3 separate regions of the Homo sapiens genome follow, and regions 2 and 3 are each linked to region 1. A link is a contact called in ENCODE Hi-C or POLR2A ChIA-PET data. All regions are on one chromosome and are shown on one strand. Each heading gives the region's core, a stretch centred on a gene start or an enhancer-like site at or near the end of the contact. The rest is flanking DNA. Distances are from core to core; before and after follow the strand shown.

What was found. A loop is a pair of places that touch in the nucleus more often than their neighbours do. ChIA-PET counts read pairs that join two places held with the same protein, here RNA polymerase II (POLR2A). Pooled maps may share reads with other maps.
Region 2: a pooled map shows a loop between it and region 1 (4-fold over the local background). The contact joins two enhancer-like sites. A Hi-C loop is called at or near these places in 61 of 168 maps with a recorded cell type or tissue (B cell, CD14-positive monocyte, CD4-positive, alpha-beta T cell and 42 more), 34 of 37 single-sample maps with no recorded cell type and 33 of 50 pooled maps. POLR2A ChIA-PET finds 5 or more read pairs at or near these places in 31 of 52 experiments (A549, AG04450, CD4-positive, alpha-beta T cell and 24 more).
Region 3: a map of HepG2 shows a loop between it and region 1 (4-fold over the local background). The contact joins two enhancer-like sites. A Hi-C loop is called at or near these places in 2 of 168 maps with a recorded cell type or tissue (HepG2 and naive thymus-derived CD4-positive, alpha-beta T cell) and 7 of 50 pooled maps. POLR2A ChIA-PET finds 5 or more read pairs at or near these places in 2 of 52 experiments (Caco-2 and activated T-cell).

The regions. Positions count from the first base shown.
Region 1 is chr10:86,583,783-86,587,098 of GRCh38, forward strand. No RefSeq gene overlaps it. Among named protein-coding and RNA genes, the nearest start is that of WAPL-DT, 63 kb to the left of the region's middle. RefSeq lists enhancers at 948-1,449, 1,691-1,750. Within about 2 kb of position 1,574, at least 5 of the 41 ENCODE cell types and tissues checked have a DNase peak (open chromatin) inside an H3K27ac peak, as active enhancers do.
Region 2 is chr10:86,412,076-86,415,391 of GRCh38, forward strand. No RefSeq gene overlaps it. Among named protein-coding and RNA genes, the nearest start is that of GRID1, 47 kb to the left of the region's middle. RefSeq lists enhancers at 651-1,000, 2,001-2,050. Within about 2 kb of position 1,541, at least 5 of the 41 ENCODE cell types and tissues checked have a DNase peak (open chromatin) inside an H3K27ac peak, as active enhancers do.
Region 3 is chr10:86,448,568-86,451,883 of GRCh38, forward strand. All of the region lies in intron 15 of WAPL (WAPL cohesin release factor), which reads right to left. Among named protein-coding and RNA genes, the nearest start is that of WAPL, 72 kb to the right of the region's middle. Within about 2 kb of position 1,549, at least 2 of the 41 ENCODE cell types and tissues checked have a DNase peak (open chromatin) inside an H3K27ac peak, as active enhancers do.

The sequences.
Region 1 (3,316 bases), core at 324-2,823:
TGTGTAAATAAAAGTGTCTTTGGAAAGCTCCAGTTTGTGCACGATTTCAATGGAAAGGTTGTGCGTGCTATTTAAATATAGGTGGGAGGAAAGCCCCTCAGGCCTCCTCTGGAGTGGCGGTCGGCTGGAGGGGAGCAATCCCTCTAAAAGGTAACCTGGATCCCCAGCCATGGTGGGCAAGCCTAGCTCTGGGGTGGGACACTGGTGGAGGGAATGTGAGGAGTTTCCCCGTCTGTAGCAAACCCTCAGATCCATGAGACCCTGTGTGCCTTCCAAACACCCAATCACCTGTCACCAGCATCACTTGTAAATGACAAAAGGAGGTGCAGAGTATCTGCTTGAAATGCCACACCCAGCCCTGGCTTGCAGCCTCACCAGTGAGGACCTGGGAGGAGAAAAGAGGTGCACCCTACTGGTGATGGGTGTGCGAGCAACGGTCCGGCCAACCCTTTGCTCATCTCCTGGGCAAGCTTGAAGCCCCTAGTTGCAAACCTCAGTCAATCCATCTCCTTAGTTGGATTGACTTAGTTACAGGATGAAACTTCCTTGTTCTGGGAGATAGATAAGAGCTGTGTTCCAGAGAAGGAGTGCAGTTGGCCTGGGAGCAGAGGAGCAGCCCTGGGAGCAGAGGAGCAGCCCTGGGGCACGGGGAAGGGAGGAGAGGATCCTGTGTTCCTAGGAAGGATGTGTCTATTACAGGGTGATATATTGTGCTTTGTTTTGAGAAGAAGATTTTAGTTTTACGGTGCGGATGTGGGTTTCAACACCATAATGGGTTAACTTCTGCACAGAAAATTTGAAAACTAGAGGCTTTGCTCCATCTTCAAAAATTTAATGAAAATGTATCTACTAGGTATTAAATCACTTCCCTGCTGCAAAGCTCAGCCCATCAGATTTTACAGAAGCTGTGGAGGATGAATTGTGTTCCAAGGACAGAGATGTATTCTGGCTTTCCACTGGGCCCAGCCACAACCTGAAGCCGGCAGAGGAGAGTCCTTCTCTCCCAGGTGTCCCCCACACCTGCAGGACACAGGGTGTGCCTTCAGGTCAGTCAAAAGAGGTCCTTTAAACTTTTTCATTTCTCAATATATTTGTTTAGACAGAAGACCCTTTTTACAGATGTAGTCACTGAGCCCTGAGGGCTGCCGTACCCAGGCCAAGGTCATGTGGACTTGAGGCCAGAAGGCACAGCAAGAGGACAGGAGGCCAGTTGTCTTTCTTTGGCACTGGAAGACTTCCCAGTGTTCTGGTTGTCCTAACACCAGTGTCTCTCCTCCATGTCCCTTAGCTAAGTGCTTTAATGGAGACAGAGCAACCCAGGATAGCCACACCAAAGGCCCTGGCCTCAGAGGCTCAGCCTGCTGCTGGCTGGGGAAGGTGGCTGACAGAGGCTTCCAGCCCCCAGCTCCCTACAGGTCGCTGTCCTATGGACTGGGCCAAACCTCCCTGGGCACACCCCACCCCTACCTCCCACCCAAACCAAGTGCGCAGTGCCCTGAGAGCCTGCACTGTGAGAGACAGCCTGAACTAGAATGGCCTGCTGAGCACTCTAACATCAAGACTCAATTGCTGCCTCCTCCCCGGGCCCCTCAGCGGGAACCGGTTGTTCTTGTGCTTCTATTGGAGCAACTAATTACATCTATTATTGGAACAATTAATTTGTTGTCCATGTGACTGTTCCACTGTGGGCTCCTGGAAGGCAGGACCTATTTCATGTACCTCTTTGTAACCCTAGATGGAAAGCAACTTGCCCAGCACAGGAGGGCCCAAGTGACGCTTTTCCCGTGCCACCCCTTCTCTGGGCAGTTTCCTTTAGGCGTGGTCCCCCTCCTGAGGCACCACAGTGCCACCCAGTGGCAGAATTGCAGTACTGAGCTCTCCGGGGAGGGCTCTTCTGCCCCACACCCTGCTGGGGGCTACTTACAGCAGGGGTTGAAGGCGAGTAAGGGGTCACCGTCCTGGCAGGGCCCTCCTGCATGCCACAACTAAGGTCCAAATGGGGTTGAAATGGCAGAGAAACACAGCCAGTGCCTTTGTGGGCTCCATGTATTGCGGTATCTGCTTGAGGCTCATGCGGTTTCTCTCCCTGTCCTTTTTTTTTGTAGAGACAGAGGTATCCCTATGTTGCCCAGGCTGGTCTTGAACTCCTGGGCTCAAGCAATCCTCTCACCTCGGACTCCCAAAGTTCTGGGATTACAGGCATGAGCCACCCCGCCCAGTCCTAGTTTGTATTATTATTCCTTAGAGAACAACACTGCTGGAGGCAAGGGGCATGTCTGATCCATTTTATCCTCACAGGCTGGTCTGTGGCAAAAACTTAAAAGTACTGCATCTATGCAATGCATAGGAACAGCCAGCCTTTGATTGGGTCTTAGCAGAGGGAGTCAGGGTGAAGCACATAGGGTCTGGCATGAGAAGACCTCCATCCCAGTCCTGCCTGACACTTTCTCACTGTGTGGCCGTGGGCATGTCCCACCCTTTTCTGGGCCTCAGTTTCCCCATTAGTAAGTCAAAGGAGTTGCACTAGACTGTTACAAGGCTGCTCTGATCCTCCTGGGACCTCAGGACTCCTGATCTCAGAGGATGGCCTAGTTTTTCTTCTCTGAACCATTCCTACCCTCAAGCCTTTTCCTCGGATTGGCAAGACTTAGTTACAGGATGAAACTTCCTTGTTCTGGGAGATAGATAAGAGCTGTGTTCCAGAGAAGGAGTGCAGTTGGCCTGGGAGCAGAGGAGCAGCCCTGGGGCATGGGGAAGGGAGGAGAGGATCCTGTGTTCCTAGGAAGGATGTGTCTATTACAGGGTGATGCCAGGGAGCAGAGATGCCTCAGGCCTGGATTCAGATGGAGAACAGAAAGGGGGCCCCAGCTGTGCCAAAAGGGGATAGGGCCACCACTACACACTAGAGGAGATGGACAGTGGGCGGGGAGAGTGGCAGGGACACAAAGTGAGCTTTCAGCATTTGCATCCTGTGTCCAGCCAACAAATGTGTGGCATTGCTCCCAATAGCGAGGGAAGTGACTTCAAAGATGAGTAAATGGAGTGATTCTTCACCTGGGGAGGAGGGCGGCCCAGCTCTCCGGGAGGAATGCCAGAATATCAAATGGGGCTGGGAGGCTTTTAAAGATAAAAAGAAACATTCAATAAATCTAGGATTTTAATAAAAATAACAACCAAATACAAAGCTCAGCCAGTTCTCTCAGAGATGCACAAAAGCTGGAGTGAGAGAGTGTTGCAGTAGGAGCCTTGGTTTAAATCTCGAGAAGAGGCTGGGGACGATGGCTCATGTCTGTAATCCCAGCACTTTGGGAGGTCA
Region 2 (3,316 bases), core at 291-2,790, 170 kb before region 1:
GAGACCCCATCTCTACAAAAAGTAAAATGTTAGTCAGGCGTGGTGGTGCATGCGTGTAATTTCAGCTACTCAGGAGGCTGAGGTAGGAGGATTGCTTGAGCCCAGGGATGTTGAGGCTGCAGTGAGCTATGATCACACCACTGCACCCCAGCCTGGGTGACAGAGCAAGACTCTGTCTTAAAAAAAAAAAAAAAAGGAAATCAGGCCTTTGTGGGCTGTCTGCACCTGGCACTGTTCCTTGTAAAGAGGTTGGTTGTTCTTTTTTTTCCCCATGCCAAGCTGTATACACCTGTGGCTCACCCTTAGTACATTATATCACCGTACTCATCATTTGACCAGATAGAAGAAGATTTGATTAAAATGCCATCATGTTAATTTGCTGTGTATGAGACACCTACATGCTCCGCTATAAACAATTCATACACTTCCAGGCAGTGTCCAGAGTAAACCTGTTGTTTCTTTACAAACTTCACACTGCCTTGAAAATTAGGTAAGAGTTTGTCTGTTCACACATTATGAACTCTTGATGCATAGACCTGGAAACCCAAAATTGAAACATAAACTCTTCTGTAAGTATCTAAAAATTGAAGACAGTCCAGGCACGGTGGCTCACAAACTGTAATCCCAGCACTTTGGGAGGCAGAGGCAGGCAGATCACTTGAGGTCTGGAGTTCGAGACCAGCCTGACCAACATGGAGAAACCCCGTCTCTACTAGAAATACAAAAATTAGCCAGGCATAGTTGTGGGCACCTGTAATCCCAGCTACTCTACTCAAGAGGCTGAAACATGAGAATTGCTTGAACCCGGGAAGCAGAGGCTGCAGTGAACCAAGATCACACCACTGCACTCCAGCCTGGGCGACAAAGCCAGACTCCGTCTCTAAATAAATAAATAAATAATTGAAGACTGCCAGGCACATTCTAAGTGCTCAGTAAATGTTCACAATTAAAATTAAAAACATTCCTCAGAACATCATCCGGGGCTGGAGAGGTGTGATCAGGCAGTCGTTGGAACAGTAACAGGTGCTGAAGTAAGATGGTTTGCTTTACTCCATTTTAGTTTCTCTTGTGTATGGGTTCTCTGCGTCACTCTTACAACCCTAAAAATAAATGCTATATTTAATATTAGTCCACTTTAACTATTTCTGTCTGGACATGGTGGATTGTGCAGTAATTCATGCTTACCATTTCAGAAACTGTTCAGTGATCCAAAGGTTAAATGCAGGATGTGGTTTCTGCAGACTCTGGCATATATACAGCGCATGTTCAGTGCAGGCGAGCTATTTTTATGAAAGCTATGCTTAAATTTTCTCCTTGGATGACAGTAACATAAAACAGAAGAAGTTAGAGTAGCAATATGTGCTTATGTAATATTTGGTTTGTCTTGTTTTATTTTCCATGGGGTGCTATGTAAGTACAGTACTGACAACTATAGTACTGAAACCCTGCAAATTTACTTTTTATTATTTCAGTTTAGTTACCAAAAATTATGTGATGCATCACATGACCAATCATGCAAAAATTCGTGCTTAAGTGCCTCAGAAACTTCTCCATGGTCTAAAGGTTCAACTCAGGATGTGGTTTCCACCCCAAAGCCAGTCCCAGCTGCCACTCACTTTATTTTTTTCTTTTTTTTTTTTAAGAGTTGGGGTCTCCGCCGGGTGCAGTGGCTCACACCTGTAATCCCAGCATTTTGGGAGGCCGAGGTGGGCGGATCACCCAAGGTCAGGAGTTTGAGCCCAGCCTGGCCAACATGGTGAAACCCTGTTTCTACTAAAAATACAAAAATTAGCCGGGCATGGTGACGTGTGCCTGTAATCCCAGCTACTCGGGAGGCTGAGGCAGGAGAATCGCTTGATCCCAGGAGGCGGAGGTTGCAGTGAGCCAAGATGGCGCCATTGCACTCCAGCCTGGGCATCGCAGCGAGACCCCGTCTCAAAAAAAAAAAAAAAAGGAGCTGGGGTCTCGTTCTGTCACCCAGGCTGGAGTGCAGTGGCACAGTCATGGCTCACTGCAACCTCAACCTCCTGGGCTCGAGCAGTCCTCCTTCCTCAGCCTCCAAAGAAGTTGGGACTACAGGATCATGCCACCATGCCTGATTAAATCTTTTTTAAATTATTTTTTGAAGAGACAGGGTCTTGCTATCCTACCCAGGTTTGTCTCAAACTCTTAGCCTCAAGTGCTCCTCCTGCCTCAGCCACCCTAGCCTCTGGGATTTTAGACACAAGCCACTGTGCCTGGCCCCTCACTTTCCTTTTATGGCTTGAGTTTTATCTCTATCGAAGTAATAAGTGTGCTTATCTTTAAAAATCAAACGTTTTACAGTGAAAATGCTTACAATTAAAAATAATGGTCCCCTAGCTCTGCAGTTCCCCATTGAGCTCTGTTCCTGGGAAGCACCCACTTCCAGCCCTGGCACCTGCTTTTTTTCTGCCAGTTGATTTAACTCCATATTTTTATTTTATTATTATCATTATTTTTATTTTATTTTATTTTATTTTTGAGTCGGAGTCTCGCTCTGTTGCCCAGGCTGGAGTGCATTGGTGTGATCTCAGCTTACTGCAACCTCTGCCTCTCTTCAAGCAATTCTCCTGCCTCAGCCACCTGAGTAGCTGGGATTACAGGCGCCCGCCACCACAGCTGGCTAATTTTTGTATTTTTAGTAGAGACGGGGTTTCACCATGTTGGTCAGGCTGCTCTCGAACTCCTGATCTTGTGATCCACCTGCCTTGGCCTCCCAAAGTGCTAGGATTACAGTCATGAGCCACCGCGCCCGGCCTTAACTCCATTTTTTTTTTTTCAAGTTGGAGTCTCGCTCTGTTGCCCAGGCTGGAGTGCAGTGGCACAATCTCGGCTCACTGCAAGCTCCACCTCCCGGGTTCACGCCATTCTCCTGCCTCAGCCTCCAGAGTAGCTGGGACTACAGGTGCCCGCCACCACGCCCGGCTAATTTTTTGTATTTTTAGTAGAGACGGGGTTTCACCGTGTTAGCCAGGATGGTCTCGATCTCCTGACCTCGTGATCCTCCTGCCTCGGCCTCCTAAAGTGCTGGAATTACAGGTGTGAGCCACCAGCCCGGCCAACTCCATATTTTTAAACAATATGCTTATACTGCTCTTTCTTGACTTTTCCATTGACTGTCTGCCCTAGAAGACTGGAATTTTCCTCTCCTGTGCTGCACACATATCTCCCCAATAAAGCTCTATCACAAGTTTCGGTGAGATCAATACTCAGTATTCAACATTCATGATTACAGCTGTGTAAATATTACCCAGTGAGCCATTTATACTATACTATGATTGCATTTATTTTCTCA
Region 3 (3,316 bases), core at 299-2,798, 140 kb before region 1:
AAATACTATGTACAGTAAGAGTCCATTTATATAAAACACATTGCACATTTTTTTATTTACTTTTCGGACAGGGTCTTATTCCCATTGCCCAGGCTGGAGTGCAGTGGCAGGATCATGGCTCACTGCAGCCTCAACTTCCTGGGCTCATGTGATTCTCCCACCTCAGCCTCCCAAATAGCTGGGACTACAGGCACATGCCACCACACCTGGCTAATTTTTTAATTTTTAGTAGAAACATAATTTTGCCATGTTGCCCAGGCCAGGCTCAAACTCCTGGGCTCAAGCAATCTGCCTGCCTCAGCCTCCCCAAGTGCTGGGATTACAGATTACAGGCATGAGCCACCATGTCTGGCCTGCACATTTATTTTGATATATGCATAAACACTAATTTCTCAGGACAAACACAAAACTATTACAAATGGTAACGTTTTAGGAAATAGATCTGTGGAGTTTAAACCTTTCTGGATCTGACTTTTTTTCCCCCACTACGTATGTGAATTATGTTTGGTTTTTAAAAAATAAACAGATCCATAAATAGGTAAGAAAAGAACAGCTAGAAAGAGGAAAGTTCATGTCAGTAATCAGAACTACCTGTAAGATTCCATTTATACAACATTATCGAAAAGATACGTAATTTGAAAATTACTGGATTCAGGCCAACGTTATCAGTAGCATAAACGATATAAATCTGAACATGGATTTTTCCACTCTATCTTTGAATAACAGAATTAAGAGCCATTTCTTGACACTTTAAGGTAACTGATGTGAGTACAAGGCAGCACAATTTTCTAAAATGAGTAACAGAACCCATCACCCAAAAGGTATTACAATTGAAAAACAAAAACTTTAAACTGATTTAAAAATGACAAACCATAAACCATAGCAGATAAAAGAAAGACAGAGAAGATATAGGATGATACCCTGAAGGACAAGAGGCTTCTATAACACTAAGTGCAAAAGAGGAATACTGGAAGTGATATTCCCAGGTCAATTAGACACAGTAGGAAAATTTGAGACTATCCCTGAAACAACTCACAAACAGGGATCTCTGAGGGTGTGGGGATGGCTTCTGCAAATGAACCCCTATTATGTGGATAATGCAGATCTATCATCTGTGCCTTCAAACACAGCTCCTGAGGCGACTGACGGTAAGTTTTTATTCATTTCTAGGTTCCATTTGAAGAAAAGTCAATTTTTAAAAGAAAGAGACTAGAATGATAGAAAAAAATAAAACAAGAGATGGAAAAAGATAGAAAACACGTTGGTGGTAGCTAGGAGACAGGGAGGGCAGGTAGGCTGTACAGTGAGCAGCAAAAGGGAATTCTTTTATGGTGACGGTTCTATATCTCAATGTAGTGGTGAGTACATGAATCTATACACGTAATAAAACTGAACAGAGGTACATATGTTACACACAAACATAAATGAATGCAGATGAAAATGGTGAAACTGAATAAGGTCTAAAGTGCAGTTAACAGTAATGTACTAATGTCAATTTCTTGGTTTTGCTATAGTACTACAGTTATATAAGATGTCACCATTTGAGGAAGTTAGGTAAAGGGTAAATGGGAGGGATTCTTTGTACTATTTTTGTAACTTCCTGTGAGTCTATAACTATTTTGAAATAAAAAGTTTAAAAACAAGTCTACTGAACAGAAAAAAAGAATACTTTTTTTAAACGTTTTTGAGACAGGGTCTCACTCTGTTGCCCAGGCTGGAGCACAGTACTGTAATCACGGCTCACGACAACTTCAAACTCCTGGGTGCAAGCAATCCTCTCACTTCAGCGTCCCGAGCAGCTGGTACTATGAGCATGCACCACCACACTCAACCAACTGTTTTATTTTTTGTACAGACAGGATCTCACTATGTTGCCCATGCTGGTCTCAAACTCCTGAGCTCAAACAATCCACCCACCTTGGCCTCCCAAAGTGCTGGGATTATAGGTGTGAGCTACCTTGCCCGGCCAAGAAATGCTTCATTTAGCAGAAAAATAAATGTTGTCAATGGGATCAAAGCGGTAGGTGCCAAACATTTTCAAATGTTTTTTGCATTAAATGAAATCTCTAAATGGTATCTGGAGACTAAAAGCAGTCTATTATCAACTATTGATAGTAAATTACTACTACCATTTACTATTACTGTTACTGATAAGTAATGATAATCTATCACTAGTTTCACATTTAATTTTGTATTTTAAATAAACTAAAACTTCAAGGCTAGTCAAAACGGAGTATTCTGAGTCTAAGAAGAAAAGCCTAGGGATTAACTACCTCTTATCTATAGTCAACATTCAATCACACATAATAGAGAACAAAAGAGGATAATAAAAAATGACTTTAAATGGCTCAAAGAAACACTCTCATTCACAATTTCCCATGCTCGGCTACTTTGCCACTTTCCAGACTGGGTAAGGGAACAGGTGACAAAGGACTTCCAGTTTTCTGTGGTCCATAAGGTCAAAGTTCTGGACACAGATCAGACGAGTAAATAAATACTAGAGGACACGAAGTGGATGTGATGGGCCTGGATTCTTGACTTTTTTTTTTTTTTAATAGAGATGGGAGCTCACTATGTTGCCCAGGCTGGTCTTGAACTCCTGGACTCAAGTGATCCTCCCCACCTCAGTCTCCCAAAGTGCTGGGATTACAGGCGTAAGCCACTGCACCCAATTTCATTAATAGAACAAATGTGCCTTTGTCTCTGCTTTTTGGTAACAATGCTTAAGGAGTGATTATAACAGTCGAAAAAAAATCAGCAAAATAAAGTAAGAATGCATTCTAAGCAGTGTACCTCTTACTGATCTACAGAGAAATTATACCACCTTTTTTTTTTTTTGGAGACAGAGTCTTGCTCTGTTGTCCAGGCTGGAGTGCAGTGACATGCCACTTCGGCTCACCGCAACTTCCACCTCCTCAGTTCAAGTGATTCTCCTGCCTCTCAGCCTCCTGAGTAGCTGGGATTACAGGTGCATGCCACCATGCCTGGCTAACTTTTGTATTTTTAGTAGAGATGAGGTTTCACCATATTGGTCAGGCTGGTCTTGAACTCCTGACCTCAAGTGATCCACTTGCCTCAGCCTCCCAAAGTGCTGGGATTATAGGCGTGAGTCACTGCGCCCAGCCTATACCACATTTTTAATTGGTTACAAATTCTGGTTTAAAATAAGCTTTCACCCTAGACGCTGTGAATATTTAAAAATTGGTCAGGTGTAAAACAGTCCCTTTCTACCCCAGCAGAGACATGCTTCAGGAGTTCTAACTAAAAAGGCCGGGGGAGGGGCAGAGAGGGCCAGCAGTGGATGGGCAAGAAAAGG